Linked DNA regions of Homo sapiens: region 1 is linked to region 2. The links are chromatin loops, found by intact Hi-C in ENCODE. Cell type or tissue: PC-3. All regions are shown on one strand. Links, peaks and the distances in the headings refer to the core of each region. The heading gives the core; the rest is flanking DNA.

Region 1 (8,355 bases), core at 219-8,218, 57 kb before region 2:
TTTCTGTTTTTTTTTTTTTTTTTTTTTTTTTTTGAGACGAAGTGTCGCTCTGTCACCAGTCTGGAGTGCAGCGGCGTGATCTTGGCTCACTGCAACCTCCATCCCCAGGTTCAAGCGATTCTCCTGCCTCAGCCTCCCAAGTAGCTAGGACTACAGGTGCATGCCACCACGCCCAGATAATTTTTGTATTTTTAGTAGAGATGGGGTTTCACCATGTTGGCCAGGATGGTCTCGATCTCTTGACCTCAGGTGATCTGCCCACCTTGGCCTCCCAAAGTGCTGGGATTACAGGCGTGAGCCACTGTGCCTGGCCAAGGGCAGTCAAATCTTCAAGCTCCAAAATGATCTCCTTTGACTTCATGCCTCATGTCCAGGTCACGCTGATGCAGGGGATGGGCTCCCACTGCCTTGGGCAGCTCTACCTCTATGGCTTTGCAGAGTATAACCCCTCTCCTGGCTGCTTCATGAGCTGGCATTGAATGTCTGTAGCTTTTCAAGAAACCCAATGCAGGCTGTCAGTGGATCTACCATTCTGAGGTCTAAAGGATGGTGGTCCTCTTCTCACAGCTCCAGGAGGTGGTGCCCCAGTAGGCACTCTGTGTGGGGGTTCTGACCCCACATTTCTCTTTTGCACTGCCCTGGCAGAGATTCTCCATGAGGGCTTTGCCCCTGCAGCAAACTTCTGCCTGGCCATTCAGGCATTTCCATAAATCTGAAATCAAGCCAAAGGCTCCCAAACCCCAATTCATGACTTCTGTACACTCACAGCTCAAAATCCCATGGAAACTTCTAAGGCTTGGGGCTTATACCTTCTGAAGCCATGGCCCAAGCTCTATGTCTGCCCCTTTCAGCCCTGGCTGGAGCAGCTAGGATGCAGGGCACCAAGTCCCTAGACTGCACACAGCACGGGGACCCTGGGCCCGGCCCATGAAACCATATTTTTCCTCCTAAACCCCTGGGCCTGTGAAGGGAGGGGCTGCCATTGAAGTCTCTGACATGCCCTGGAGACATTTTCCCATTGTCTTTATGATTAACATCCTCGTTACTTATGCAAATTTCTGCAGTCAGCTTGAATTTTTCCTCAAAAAATCTGATTTTCTTTTCTATTGCATTGTCAGGCTGCAAATTTTTTGAACTTTTATGCTCTGCTTCCCTTTTAAAACTGAATGCATTTAACAGCACCCAAGTCACCTCTTGAATGCTTTTCTGCTTAGAAATTTCTTCTGCCAGATACCCTAAATCATCTTTCTCTAGTTCAACATTCCACAAATCTCTAGTGCAGGGGCACAATGCCACCAGTCTCTTTGCTAAAATATAACAGGAATCACCTTTGCTCTAGTTCCCAACAAGTTCCTCATCTCCATCTGAGACCACTTCAGCCTGGATTTCATTGTCTGTATCTTTATCAGCATTTTGGTCAATGCCATTCAACAAGTCTCTCAGGAGTTCCAAATGTTCCCACATTTTCTTGTATTCTTCTGAGCCCTCCAAACTGTTCCAACCTCTGCCTATTACCCAGTTCCAAAGTCGCTTCCACATTTTCGGGATAAAGACATACCCAAGATTGGGCAATTTACAAAAGAAGGAGATTTAATGGAGTTACAGTTCCACATGGCTGGGGAGGCCTCACAACCATGGCAGAAGGTGAAAGGCATGTCTCACATGGTGGTAGACAAGAGAAAATGGCTTGTGCAGGGAGACTCCCATTTTTAAACCTATCAGATCTCATGAGACTTATTCACTATTACGAGAACAGCACAGGAAAGACCTGCCCCCGTGACTCAATTACCTCCCACCAGGTCCCTCCCACAACACATGGGAATTCAAGATGAGATTTGGGTGGGGACACAGCCAAACCATATCAGATGCCTAATTGATAAGGAATGGATTTATGAACAATTTTATGTGTCAGTTTGATTGGATTAACGAATACCTAAAAACTTGGTAAAGCATTTTTGTGTGTGTGTCTGTGAAGATATTTCCAGAGACTAGTGTGTGAGTCTGAAGGTATTAGGTGGGAAAGATCTGCCCTCACTGTTGGCAGGCACAGTCTCTACAGAAGGTGAATTGGTCTGTTTCTGAGAGTTGAGATAGATTTTTCCTCTGCTTCCTTGGACTTCAGAACCCCAGGCTCACAGGCCTTTGGACTCTAGGACTTGCACCAGAGACCTCCCCGGGTCGTAAGGCTTTCAGACTCAAACTGAAAGTTACACCATCAGCTTCTCAGATTCTAAATGTGAAAACATTGGAACTTTCACAATAAATGAAGATATGTCTTTTTTCTCTAAATCTGAATTTGTGATCTTGAGATCCCAGCTCTTTTGGTGACTGCATATACTGCAGTAACCCCTTTTGGTTTTTTTAATCTATCCTGTCAAAAATCTCAAGTTGACAGCCACGTGACAAATGAACACCATTATAAAGCTGGGTACACATGATTCCAACTATAGTGGTATGCTTTTTTATATTTCACTTTTTGAGCTTTCTCTTAATGAATACTGTTCACCTGCTCATAACTGTTGTACCTGTTAAACTGTCAGTTTCTATGTCTGGGTGTTTATGCTTGCAAAAACATGTATGCTATTCTTGCCTATTTTATTGTATAAATTGGCCTATGAAGTGTTTTCTCATATTTTCATATACTTCTCAAAGAAATTCCCTTTCAAAAGAGGAAATAAATGTCTTTTAAGAACATTTAAAATTATTTTTTCCTGAATTATATTTTCAAGATTTTAGACGTTAGGCATTTTGATCTTTTGGGATTTCAACATTTGGGATTATGGGCTTGGGATTGTTAGCCAATCTCCTTGTTAAAGCATCTTCAAAAACTGCATATTTTTGAATAAAATGTAGGTTTTATGGATTATGTCTCTCTGGATTGTGATTGGCTTCCTCCTTATTGTGTTCTCATGAAGACTAAATGAAATGATACACACAAAGGGCTTAGTAGGTATGTTGTGTAATGTTGAATTTTGATCTAATCATGATTTTTCACGTATTCATTCTTTTAGGCATGGAAGAGACAGCACTGATTATGACAGAAACAATCTATGTCCTTGTCTGGTTTACTTTCTACCAAACGAAGTCATCATAATCATTAATTTATTCCAGCATTAATTTTTTTTTTATTTCTGGCATACAAGCAATGTTATAATGTATGGCATGGTCACAGTCAATATTTAACACCACGAAGTGGCAAATTCAGTTTTTTCTGTTAAGGATTATTAAGAGAATAAGTCTATTTAACCAAAAGAAAGAGAAGCTGGATAAAACAGCCTTTCAGAAATTTGGTGAATTTTTTTCAATTTTTTAATGTTATTTTTAATGTCAGTGTGAAGCCTTTTGTAGTGGCTCTGATTCTTAGCATTTCTTTTCACTCTGTAGAAAGAATGTGTATTGTGATGTAGATCAAGTATTATTAAGCAGAACCAATTTAAACGTATTCAGTGTTACAGCACATTAGTCAATGTTATCATAAAAAAATGACTCATATAAGAAATAATTGTACTAGTCCTACTCATTTCTAGTCTTTGGCCCAGAAAATAATACCTAGGATATCGCCACACTTAAAATTCATAGAGTGAAAGGTTAGAATAATGCTTGGCTTTATTAGCCTCTCCTATACAACACCCACTTATGAATCCCCACAAATTTTTCTATGCTGTGAATCACTTATTTGATTATGAGTTTACTTTGAGATGTTAGATGAATACCTTTAACAAGAACACTTATTCTAACTCAGGATAAAACAAAATTTTGGATTGAAGAATGACAAAATAGGAAAAAGATAAAAGAGCAGATATAAGATTATTGAAATTTGTAATAGAAACGAGCAAGCCTTAGATTATGACTGAAAGTATAATTTTAATTAATTGTTATCTATATTAAACTTTTTCTAAAAAAAGTATTGTTTTATATAGAATGTAATTAGAATACTAAGAGTAAACAGTTTTTTTCCTTTGCTCATTCACTGGTCAAATATTTATCTAATGCTGTGTGCCATGTACCGTTCTAAGCAGTAGATATATAATCATGAATCAGTCAGACACATTCCCTGCTCCCAAATAACCTTTGCCAGAAAGAGGTGGCAACAGTGTTTAGTGCAAATAATATAAACTTTACTGCATGATGCTATTTTCAGAGACAAACCTGTTCAACTATCAAGGCAGAAGTTGGAATAAATATTCATAGGCTCTATTATATAAAATGCCTAATTTCAATTTTTAGCCAATATATTCAACAGCAGCAAAACGATGATTAAAATAATAAAGAAGCATTTTCGTCCACATGGGAGAGAGGACAACTATGACTATATTTTAGTCAAGTAATGGTGATAGCTTGTATTTATGCAACACTCTCAACTAGGCATTGTTCTAAACATTTTACATGTATTTATTCATGTAACTTTTCCACAAATTTATAAGGTAAATATGAGTATTACCAATATTTTAAAAATAAATAAGCTGAGAACCTTAAGGTTATACTACTTGCCTAAGATATTGTTCAATTGTATTTTTAATGGACAAATAATTATTGTATATATTTATGGAATACAATATGATGTTTAGATATACATTTTTGGCAAAAGATAGAGTTCAGATTCAAATCAAGCAGGTTGATTCTAAGAGCTCCAATATTGGTTCTAAATCTATATAGCCACCAGGCAAAAGATAGCAGAACTCCTTCTGGCCTCACTGTAACTTTTGTAAACTTCTCTAGTCTGGATCCTTAGATACTTCCTGGGACTTCATTTTAAGACTGTTACCTTGCAACTTCGTCAGCCAACATGACTTCAAGTTCCAAGTAATTGAAGATTATTTCTAGATTAGTATCGTGAGATTGATTTACTCATCTTCTTGCTAATCTTATACTTCACATTTTCTTCTAGGGAAAACCCTGTAAATAAATCATATTGAATTCGGATCTCTATAATTCAAACTTTCTGTAGGTCATTATTTCTGTGTCTTCCTCATTAACATTAAGAGAACTGCTTATCCCCAGTCCTTTAAGCTCATGATTCTTGGATAAAATAATGTTAAAATGAAGTCATCGTGTTTGCTCTTTTTTTCTTTCCTCCACCAAATCTAAAACTCACGGATATGAATTTACAAACTTTAAGTCATATTGCTTATATTGTTCCACCTTATTATACAAGTCAAATGTCTAGAGATTCTTATGAATTAGCTAAGGAAAAACGAAAAATCACATCCTTATTTTTTGACTCCAAATTCAAGTCCCATGTAAATACCAACACACTGTGGTCATTCATATAACCAGATAACAGTAATAATTAATACTCCTTTAGTAGTTCCTCAAAAAAAATTAAAAATAGAATTGCCATATAGTCCAACAATTTCACTCTGGGTATATACCCCAAATCATTGAAAATGGGATCTTGAAGAGCCATTTGTACACCCATTTTCATAGCAACATTATTCACAATAGCTGAAAGGTGGAAGCAAGCAAAATATCTATTAACAGATGAGTGGATAAATGTGGTATATACACACAGTGGAATATCATTCAACTTTAAAAAGGAAGGAAATTCTGACACATAATACCACATGGTTGAATATTGATGAGATTATGCAATGTGAAATAAACCAGTCACAAAGGGGCAAATATTATATGATTCAACTTATATAAAGTATCTATATTAATCAAGTTCATAGAGACAGCAAGTAGAATGGTGGTTGCCAGGGACTTGGGGCCAGGGAAGGGGAGAATGGAGAGTTACTGTTCCATGAGTATAGGATTTCAGTTTGGAAAGCTGAGAAAAGTTCTCAAGATGGGTAGTGATGATGCTTGCACAACAATGTGAGTGTAGTCATATCACTGAATTGCATACTTAAAAACTGTTAAGATGGCAAATTTTATGTTTTTATATTGTACAACATTAAAAATATGTAGAAAAGGAAAATATTAAATCATTATTGATCTTTGGTGAAAAAATCAAAGGGATGAAAAAGTCTAAGTATATTCTTAAGTGTGTCACTGTTAAAATTAAAACATCGTTAAGAGCGCAAGTCATTATTTAATAGTTCATTGTTGGGATTAAAGCATTGAACACAACATATATGCTGCTATTCTGTGTAATAGTAAATGCCCTGACAAATATGTTGGTTTTGAGTTAAAGACTACTTGCTATCACTGTTGATTACCATTTCATTTTAAAATAATAGGAAAAAAGCAGTAAGATTTTTGTGGTTAATAATGTAAATGCCAGCCGGGTGCAGTGGCTCACGCCTGTAATCCCAGCACTTTGGGATGCTGAGGTGGGCGGATAACCTGAGGTCGGGAGTTGGAGACCAGCCTGACCAAGATAGAGAAATCCTATCTCTACTAAAAATACAAAATTAGCCAGGCGTGGTGGCGAATGCCTGTAATCCCAGCTACTCAGAGTCTGAGGCAGGAGAATCGCTTAAACCTAGGAGGTGGAGGTTGCAGTGAGCGGAGATCGTGCCATTGCACTCTAGCCTGGGCAACAAGAGCGAAACTCCATGTCAAAAAAAAAAAAAAAAAGCAAATGCCTAACCACAGGAAATAATATTTTTGTTTCTTTTAACAAAAATAATTATATAATGAAATGTAGAAAAATATGAAAATGAAGGTTGAAGAGAAGAATAAAGTACATTAATTCCACTAGTGTCAACAACTTAAAGATGTATCTCTCCTTTCAATCTCAATCTCAACAGCTCTCTTTCTCTTTTTCTCCTCTCTCTCTCTCTCTCTCTCTCTGTCTCTCTCTCTCTCTCTCTCTCTCTGTCTCTCTCTCTCTGTCTCTCTCTCTCTGTCTCTCTCTCTCTTTCTTGCTCTTTGATGTAGGTACGTACATGGGGAGGGGAGTGTCATCACTTTACCCCTTAAGTCCTGCTTATTTATATTTTTCCTATTGAGTTAATGATGATTTTTGTTAAATACTTATGTTTTCTTATGGTTCTAAATTTATGTTTATTCCTCCTATTTTTGTCTTGTCATGTGACCTAATTTTTGTTTGTATTTACCATAAATAATAAAGCCTCTCCCATTTAGTCATTCACCAAATATTCATTGGGATTCTAATATATTGTTCTAGGCACAGGAAAATATAGCAATGTACAGAAATGTCTTTACATTCTGACTAAAAAATTGTATTTCATATATATATGTATATACACAATAATCTTTTTGTTTCATTTTTCAAATTTATTTATTTTTGGTTTTTTGAGACAGGGTCTCATTCTGTCACCCAGGCTGGAGTGCGGTGGTTGGATCTCAGCTCACTTACTGCAACCTTTGCCTCCAGGCTTTGAGCCTGCTGGGTAGCTGCTGGTACTACAGGCATGCACCACAACACCCGGCTCTTTTTTTTTTTTTTTTTTTTTGACATGTGTTATCTCCATGTCTCTCAGGCTGGCTTGAACTCCTGGACTCAAGCCATCTGCCCTCCTTGGCCTCCCAGACTGCTGGGATTATAGGCATGAGCCACCCTACAGCCTCATTTTTTCAATTTAACTATCCATTTGCAAATTTGAGTGTAATGTAGACAAATAATTATTTCCAAAACAATTATATAGTGCTCTCCAAACAATTTACCTTAACGTTCAATCTATTTGCAATGATTTAAATGCAAACATTATAATAGATGGTTATGATCATTGACTTTCCATATTTTCCATTAATCTATATTTATCTCTCCCACTTTAAAATATTATGCGTTGTATAGTCTCTCCATTTTTAAGTAGCATTGCTAGAGGTATATTTATTATTTTACTAGTGAAACACATTCCAAAGATTTTGATATTCATTGTTCTCATTGTTAGTGTTCTCATTGTTAATGACAATCTTGAGTTTCCTTTTGCTTCAGGGCTTATTTATTTATTGTTGTAAACTTCTTATTTTATGATTTAGTTTAACTTCTAAAAATTAATATTTGAAAGTAGAAAAATAAATAACTATATACAGGTATACAAATAATCTGGTTCTGTAAAGTACCTAAAATGATGTATCCTAGTTTGGAAGAATTTGTCAAATATTTATTTATGCTTATACAAATTCCTCTTTTTCCTTCTCTAAAAATTCCAAAACTTTAAGAAACAGATTGATTAGGTTAACTATAAAGAAAAAAAAATAAACCTTAGATGATTAAGACCAATTACAATAAACCTAATATTAGTAGACAGCATGTCTAACCATACCTTATTTTCTTTTCACATTTTTATATTTTTGAGATGATCTGAAAATGATTTTCCCTACAGTTCAGTAACAACACAACAGAGAATTTTTTGCATAGAATCTCCATGTAATTTCTCCATTCTTTCTCTACTATTATTTCCAGTGGTAAATACAAAACCTTGAGTGAACTATTCTTTTGTA
Region 2 (8,355 bases), core at 313-8,312:
TTGTAATTCATTTTTTTCTTTTTTCACCTTTACTGAGGTATAATAGATAAATAAAATTGTATAAATTAATCGTGTACACTGTGATGTTTTAATATAGGTATACATTGTGAAATGAACAATACAATCAAGCTAATTAACATATAAATCACCTTACATAATTACCGTGTGTGTGTGTGTGTGTGTGTGTGTGTGTGTGTGTGATGAGAATACTGCAGATCTACCCTCTTAGCAAATTTTAAGTATACACTACATTATTAACTATAGTCACCAAGCTGTACATTAGATCTCATATTTTTTCTCTTCAGCTGAGTGACAGGGTAAAAAATAAATATTTGTTGGCCGCTTAATATAAAAATATATTTATTTTATCTCACATAATCCTCCAATAATATTATGTAAAATAAAATATTATTCTTATTCTAAATAATAGGCAAGCTCAGATCAGTAATATAATTTGCTCACAGTTACATAGTTAGCAGAGTCAAGATGGTCTTAACTTCAAAGCCCAAGCAATATTAACCTTGCCATTTTGACATGAAGAATGTAATAAAATAAATAGAATAAAAATGACTGTATAGGGAACCCTGTGTCAAGCATTATTATTTTTTTTTTTCTTTTTGGAGACAGGGTCTCAGTCTGTTGCCCAGGCAAGAGTGCAGTGGTATGATCACTGCTCATTGCAGCCTCGACCTCCTGGGCTCAGGTGACCCTCCCGCTTCAGCCTCCTGGGTAGCTGAGAATACAGGCTGCACCAGCAGACCAGGCTAATTTTTGTATTTTTTGTAGAGATAGGGCTTTGACATATTGCCCAGGCTGGTCTTGAACTCCTGGGCTCAAGCAATCCACCTGCCTTGACCTCCCAAAATGCAGGGATTACAGGTGTGAGCCACTGTGCCCAGCCTCAAGCACTATTTTAATTGTTTTAATGCTACATCTCTTTTACCCACCTTACAGATAATAAGCTATAGAGATCTTTGGATTTGCTCATGCACAGAACAAAGTAGTCAAGTCAGGATTGAACTGTAATCCTTTTTGATTGCAAAATTAGAAATGTGCCAATATTATATTGTACACTTATTTGTGAATTGGGGTAAGGTTTTGTTTTGTTTTTCACTCTACATAGTGTAGCTCTACTAAGTTCTAAATAAATTCCTAATTTTTTGATATGCTGCTGGAATATACAATGATTAATGAGAACTTAATGTGGAAAAATCTGGAAAAATATCAATACATGTTTACATGGAGGACAAAACTTTTCATAATCCTCAGTATTGGTAGTTACTGTGAATTAAATTATATTAAGAGACAATCCAATCTAAAAAAATAAATATCTGTACTTGAATGTATACTTACTGCAAATAACATATATAGAATTGATCTAGTAGCTTCAAATTGTTGTTCATCCATGTGTGAAGCATAAGTGAAGAATGCAACATTTATATTAAAACAATTGACTGCTTCTGAACATCTACAATAGGTCAAAAAATTGACATTTATTTTATACCAAGTAACAGAATAGCTGAAATAATTTTTAAATGCTCATCTGAAACTAAACATGTCATTTTAACACTGCAAGGCTCAATAATAATCATTAGGAAGTGGTTATTTGGGAAAAACAAACAATTGTCATTAGATTTCTAAGACTGTTATCCAAGTACTTCCATTAAGCCACATCTCTTGAGAGTCATACAAACCAAATAAACATTCCAACATAAATCTGGGGCAGAGAGCAAATGTTTCTGGAAAAGAAATATTGATTGTTTTTCTAATTTGCTTTGCACAAGCAGAAAAAAAAAACAACTCTCGTTTCTCTATGGATTAGTTGTCAAAGCGTATATATTCTCATTGCTTTACCTGCTAATACAAAATTAGAATATTCTAAATGGTACAATTAATGTTATTTATATATTTTCCCTTTCAAATTTACACTTAATAAAGTGACACATATGAAATATGCTCTAATTACTCCTGGATTTAACTCACATGTTTAGCAATATAATCTACTACTAAATTAAATTAAAAGCAATAATAAATATATCAAAATCAAACAAAATAAAATAAAATTAATGTAGAATATATTTAATTAATAAGTAACCAAAATGCACAAAAAGAATTAAAAGAATGTAAGAATATGGAAATTATGTATACAAAACATGAAATAAAATCAAGCTCATTTGTGGTCACTAATACAACATAATACATATTTGCTTTTAATGAGGATGTATTAAACAGTGCTATCTACCACTCTTTTACCACCCATGAGAATCTGCCTAAATTTGTAAGATAGATAACTAAAAGAAAGGGGCAATACATAACCATAGAATAAGAAATTGCTATTTGTTTTTAACTGTGGAGATTTTACTAGTGAAGATAAATGAATTTGTGACAGTATACTTAATTTACATTGCTGAATTTAATTAAAAATAAAGAAATTATGCTTCCGGTAATCAATGTAAAGAAAAAATAAAACTAATTGAAGTTTCATTTTTACTTCCAGTTTTCTTTTGATTCGTAATAGCTTATATAAGAATACATAGTCCATATTAAAATACAATATTTTGTCATCTGATTTCACCATTTTATAAACTTGAATAATTCATGGGAATAGAAGAATATTGCCTCATTTAGGCTAGTGGCAAAGATTTAGTAGCTTTAGGTAGTTCTTGATTTAAATATCAAATTGCGATAATAGGAATTGTCGGAAGCATCAACAATTTTATCGGAAAATGTTTCAATGAGAAGGCATGAAGCATGAAGCTATAAAGTTATTTTAAAATAATTTTGATTAGTAAATATACAAAAATAAGATATATTGTGTATTTCGTCTATTTATATATATGTATGTATTTACTACGGTAGTTATATTGTTTTGCTGCTGTGAATTTCTGTTAAGTGATTATTTGAAACAGAACACCTATGAGATTTGGATATTATATTTTCCTTAAATTAAATTAACTGTATTATTATCTTTTTACATACTTAGTGTTTTTCTTTGCCTTCTGCATATTGAAAAATATCTTATTTTACGATCCTAAATAAATATTGTGGTTTTTTTCATATTACCATCCCTTTAATATTATTTTAGGAAATAAAGATGAAATATATTAAAACTTTACCAAATTAACCACTGATACAAAAAGCAAGTTGAATATTAAAATATGGATGATTATAATAATTTACTCTGAATTCATGTAACTTTAGAGAGATACATGTGATATTAACTAAACACTTAATTTTTATAGAAAACTTGAATAATATATGTATTTATTTAGGATTGCAATGAGAAATATAAAAATTATAAATTGTTTTTCCAGCAGGAGTATATCACTAAACAGCATTGTATAGTTAACATTAAAAAAAAAAAAACTTCCAAGAAAATATTTCTGTGGGCTTTGTGAGATCTTTCAAATTCCTGTAAACTTATATTATCTGTCAAACCTCATGTGTTGCAGAGTTTTACAATAGGATTTTAAGTGCTGATTGCAAGCCAATAAAAATGAGCAATGCTTGTGATGAGTTTATAAACATCTTAATAATTATTTGAATAATGAATAAAATATAAAATTAACTCTTCCGCATTTCCTGCAATAAACTTGACAATGTATACAGAAACTGAAGCAAGTATTACTATAAATTTAAAACTGATATTTTCACAATCCAAATCTAAAGTACCTTGTCTCATGCTAGTATAATTTTGCAATCTAAAAATATATGCTCTATGACTCATATATGAACACGTTATTGGACTTGTAAAAATGCTAGAAGGTAATATTTAGGGAAAATATTCTGTTTGCAAGTCAAAGCAACTAAATTGCCCTTCCCGTTGACCATTTTCAATGAATTATAACAAAGTAAGAGCAATGACAGCTCTACCAGCAGATGCCTTAAATAAATAAAAATAAAAATAAAAAAAATTAAGAAACCTCTAAATTCATTTTTTTCTAAACAATAAATATAATACTGAATTGGCTTCATCCTCTTAGAAAAATAAGGAAAGAAACAAAAGAAAGAAACTTATAATCTGTTAAGATTATATGTCTAAAAATGTAATAGCAACCAAAGTTAGTTCAATAGCTAAACCAATGGTTTAGAATGAACCATTTAAGCAGTTCTCTGATTTTTTTTTTTTACTTTAAGTTCTAGGGTACATGTGCACAACGTGCAGGTTTGTTACATATGTATACATGTGCCATGTTGGTGGGCTGCACCCCTTAACTCGTCATTTACATTAGGTATATCTCCTAATGCTCTCCCTCCCCCCTCCCCCCACCCCACGACAGGCCCCAGTGTGTGATGTTCCCCACCCTGTGTCCATCTGTTCTTATTGTTCAATTCCCACCTATGAGTGAAAACATGCGGTGTTTGGTTTTCTGTCCTTGTGATAGTTTGCTCAGAATGATGGTTTCCATCTTCATCCATGTCCCTGTAAAGGACATGAACTCATCCTTTTTTATGGCTGCATAGTATTCCATGGTGTATATGTGCCATATTTTCTTAATCCAGTCTATCATTGATGGACATTTGGGTTGGTTCCAAGTCTTTGCTATTGTGAATAGTGCCACAATAAACATACGTGTGCATTTGTCTTTATAGCAGTATGATTTGTAATCCTTTGGGTATATACCCAGTAATGGGATGCCTGGGTCAAATGGTATTTCTAGTTCTAGATCCCTGAGGAATCTCCACACTGTCTTCCACAGTGGTTGAACTAGTTTACAGTCCCACCAACAGTGTAAAAGTGTTCCTATTTCTCCACATCTTCTCCAGCACCTGTTGTTTCCTGACTTGTTAATGATCGCCATTCTAACTGGTGTGAGATGGTATCTCACAGGTCTCTGATTTTTAAAAAAGTATAACTTGAGGACATTTTTAAAAAAGAACATAGTGGCATTTGAATAAATATATTTTCTGGCGGCCATTTTCAGCATTTTAAAAGCATTCAGCTAGTATTGTTTTCAATGGTGTGTCTTAGTTTACTCATTAGCTCTTAAAATTAAAACAATAAATAAATCCCAAACTATCAAAATACTCCCTGAAGCTCAGTAGAAATCAACTGAAAAGTTTCATTTGGTCTGGAAAATAAAAGAAGTTTCTGATATCTTCATCCAAGTGTAAATGATCTATTTTATGGCATAACTTAAATTAAATCAAAATAGAGATAGAAATACAAGGATATGAATGCTACATTTTAGAAGACATGTTAAATCAAAATATTTGCTAATGTAACTGAAGTGGTCTTTTATCTTAAGAATTCTCACATCATGTCTTTTTTCTCTTAATTGTCAAATTTTTAAAATAATTTTTCACACATAGATTTTAGAGAATGTTGGGTAATAAAATTGAAAGTTTGAAAGATTGATACTTTAAGACCCTTAATTTTAAAAAGGTATAGTGACTTTAAAAATGTATAAAAATGGTTTTAAGATTTATCTAGTTTTTTTCTATTAAAAGATTTCCATACATCTTTAGAATATGAAATTAGAAGTTTTTTAGGGTACATTTTTGATTTTTTCCTATCTTAATTGTTTAGGAGCAAGAATGGGATTAAATAGTGCAAATTATATAGTTGGTAGATTTTGATCCATTAAGAAAAATGATGTGGTAACGATTAGAGCTGGATAAAAATGTAAGTTGCTACTTTATGATGTCATTTAGTTTTTCATTTTCAGAAAGAAAAGGTTTTGTCACCACTCAAGGCTATTAGTAAGGGATTCATGCCTAGGGCTTAATGACAGATAAATCATAACCCAGTTGTAAAACCATATGGGTTTTTTTGAGAGGCTGTAGAAAATCATGATTTTTGGAATTATACAGATCATAATATAAATCCCAGCCCTGCCACTGATCAGCAGTGAGATTTAACCTGTTGAAGCCTAATTTTATACCTGTAAATTTGGGATAAAAGTGATTTTCTATAGTACATCTATGACCATGAAATGAGATACTGTTTGAAAAGCATTTGGCACAGTTTTTGGTACATGGCAAATTCTCAATAAATTTCAGTTCTTACTATTATTGTTATTACTATTACTATTTTTACCATGAAAAATATTAAGTCTTAATAAACTAATAGTATGAAAAGAAAATGCCACTCTTTGGTAATCTAGACCACCTTTATGCAGAACATCTTTTTATGTAGTTTAACTCAAGGAGCTGGAAGAAAGTTAACACCTTCCCTACTGGAAATTACAATCAAAACATTAAATTGTTTATTCATTCCTTTGGGTTACTGGCTGTTGCAAACCTTTGTAAAAGATGAATTAAGCCATTATCAGATATCAATATTTTTTTCTCAGACAGGATTATCAGATTAGTTTCCTTTACCAAGCTGAGAGTAAAAAAAGAAATACAAGAGAAGTGGATTTAGAAGAAGACGTGGTGAGGGAGATCTTGTAGTGTCAGGAAGTATGGGCTGGGTCAGAGGCTCCCAGGGCAGAACTGCAGATATCAGTCTGTCCTTCCTTGAAGTTTACAGTATTCCAAAAGAAAAACAATAAGAACCACGGAACTGGTTCTCTGTAAAACTAAATTCACTCAGTACATCGTGAATTTATTTTCTTACTAATTTATGAGAATTAAAATTTCATTTCTTCTTTTCAAATTATGGACTTTAAAAAAATTTTATCATTTATTGAATCCTAAAATATTGGGCACTTTGGGAGAGGTAATAATTCAGCCCCTTTCAACTTTCAGATACTTGATGTGAAAAGGGGGAAATGCAAGATGCTAATATAATATTTCCTAGGTAACTTGACAAGAAACATTTCATTTCTCACAAAGCCAGCATTCATACATTCACTTACTTAAAAAAATATAACCAACATTTTAAGTGTTAGGAATTCAGCAGAAATAGAGACAACATCCTAGTGTCATTCCACTTGCTTTTTAATGGAAGAAGAGAGAAAAGCAAACAAGTATTACCATTCTTGACAGAAATAAATGCTAAGTGATATAAAACTGGGATATGAGTGATTGGGTAGACCATTTTATTCAGGAGTTAATAAATGCCCCAATAAATATAGTAAGGTATTTAAACTTAGATCTGAATGACATGAAGGAATTATTCACTGCTTCTTTGATGGACTACGTGGAAATGGGATGGGTTGCTGGGGTGACATGAGAGAGATTTCTTATGCATGTATGTGGGGTATCAGTACATCTAAAGAAGCAGTCTGAGATCACATCATGAAGAGCCTTATATTTCGTGCTAAATGTGTTAAATCTTTAGAATTTTATCCTAAAAGTAATGGGAAGAGATTATGAAATTATGCATGATTTGGTGTATAGAGGACATAGGAAGTCATCTAGGAGTCCCTTGTAATAAGTTCTTCCTTCATAGATATGATTATGGGCTTCAGTAGGAGTAGAAAGGAGTAGGTAGTTATCTGTGGTCTGTCAGAAAATGTGTTCTCACAGGAAACATTTTCCCTGAGTCTTGTAGAAGGGTAGTTAGGTGTTTGTCACATCTTAAGAAATAGAGCTTGGGTGATAGATGTTGAAATCCCAGGCAAAATGAGAAGAGTGGGAAAAAGCATAGACTTTAAAAACATGTCTTGATCACTAACACTTAATGACTGAGGTATAAGACCATAGAGGTAAAAGTCAGAGATAAAACTGGAAGTCTCACCTCTTGAGAGTGATAAAGAACAGCAGCCTAAAAACCATTAATAACAAACCTGGGATGATCCTAAATAATTAAACAGTGAAAGTTTGTGCCACTTAAAGATGTGCCGTTGGGATGGTTGGGTGAATACTGAGAAGGGATATATTTTACTTTACATATAATATGATAAATATAATACTATAATATAATTAAAACAACATCATACAACATAGTATAATATAGTCAGGACTTTTTTGTTCATGACTTAGATCTGGAAGCCAACTATACAGTAAGTTTAAGGTACAAAAAATATTCACCCTACAAAAAAAGACATAATATTTTAAGGAAAAGCCGTATACTTTATTTATGTGGTCTAGAATTGGGCTCAGTATGAAGAAGGCTGTTCCAACAATTGTGAAGAGTGAAGTGGGATGGCAGGTGCCAGCACCAACACTTCCAGAGAACTGGCTTGCATTTTGGACATTGCCAGACATCAGGGAGCAGTGATTTATCACCCAGCTCTGTGATGGCTGCTCCTTCAGGTGTAGACAGTACTGCTTAGTATTAATGTTTCAATAATGTGAGGCGTGTTGGAAAGAAATTTCAGGCTCAAAAGAAATAGTAACATTCATCTAGTTCTTTCAGGTATGAATTCAAACCTAATATGAAAAATGACAAAAAAATTCATAAAATAGATTATATATTTTATATTACCCAAAGAAAATTAAACCAAATAAATCTCTCCTCACAGA

What was found. Peaks named below come from ENCODE experiments on the same cell type or tissue, not always from the same donor. Only the 100,000 strongest peaks of a DNase experiment are listed, where the experiment ranks them.
Region 1: a loop joins it to region 2, with 6 times the contacts of the local background. A loop is called at or near these places in 1 of 110 quality-filtered maps.

What each region holds. Positions count from the first base shown.
Region 1 is chr12:86,375,228-86,383,582 of GRCh38, reverse strand. It overlaps a transcript of MGAT4C not described here. Among named protein-coding and RNA genes, the nearest start is that of MGAT4C, 120 kb to the right of the region's middle. In PC-3, for the core only: no CTCF peak of the experiment used is centred there; no DNase peak of the experiment used is centred there; H3K27ac peaks cover 383 bases.
Region 2 is chr12:86,318,142-86,326,496 of GRCh38, reverse strand. It overlaps a transcript of MGAT4C not described here. Among named protein-coding and RNA genes, the nearest start is that of MGAT4C, 66 kb to the right of the region's middle. In PC-3, for the core only: no CTCF peak of the experiment used is centred there; no DNase peak of the experiment used is centred there.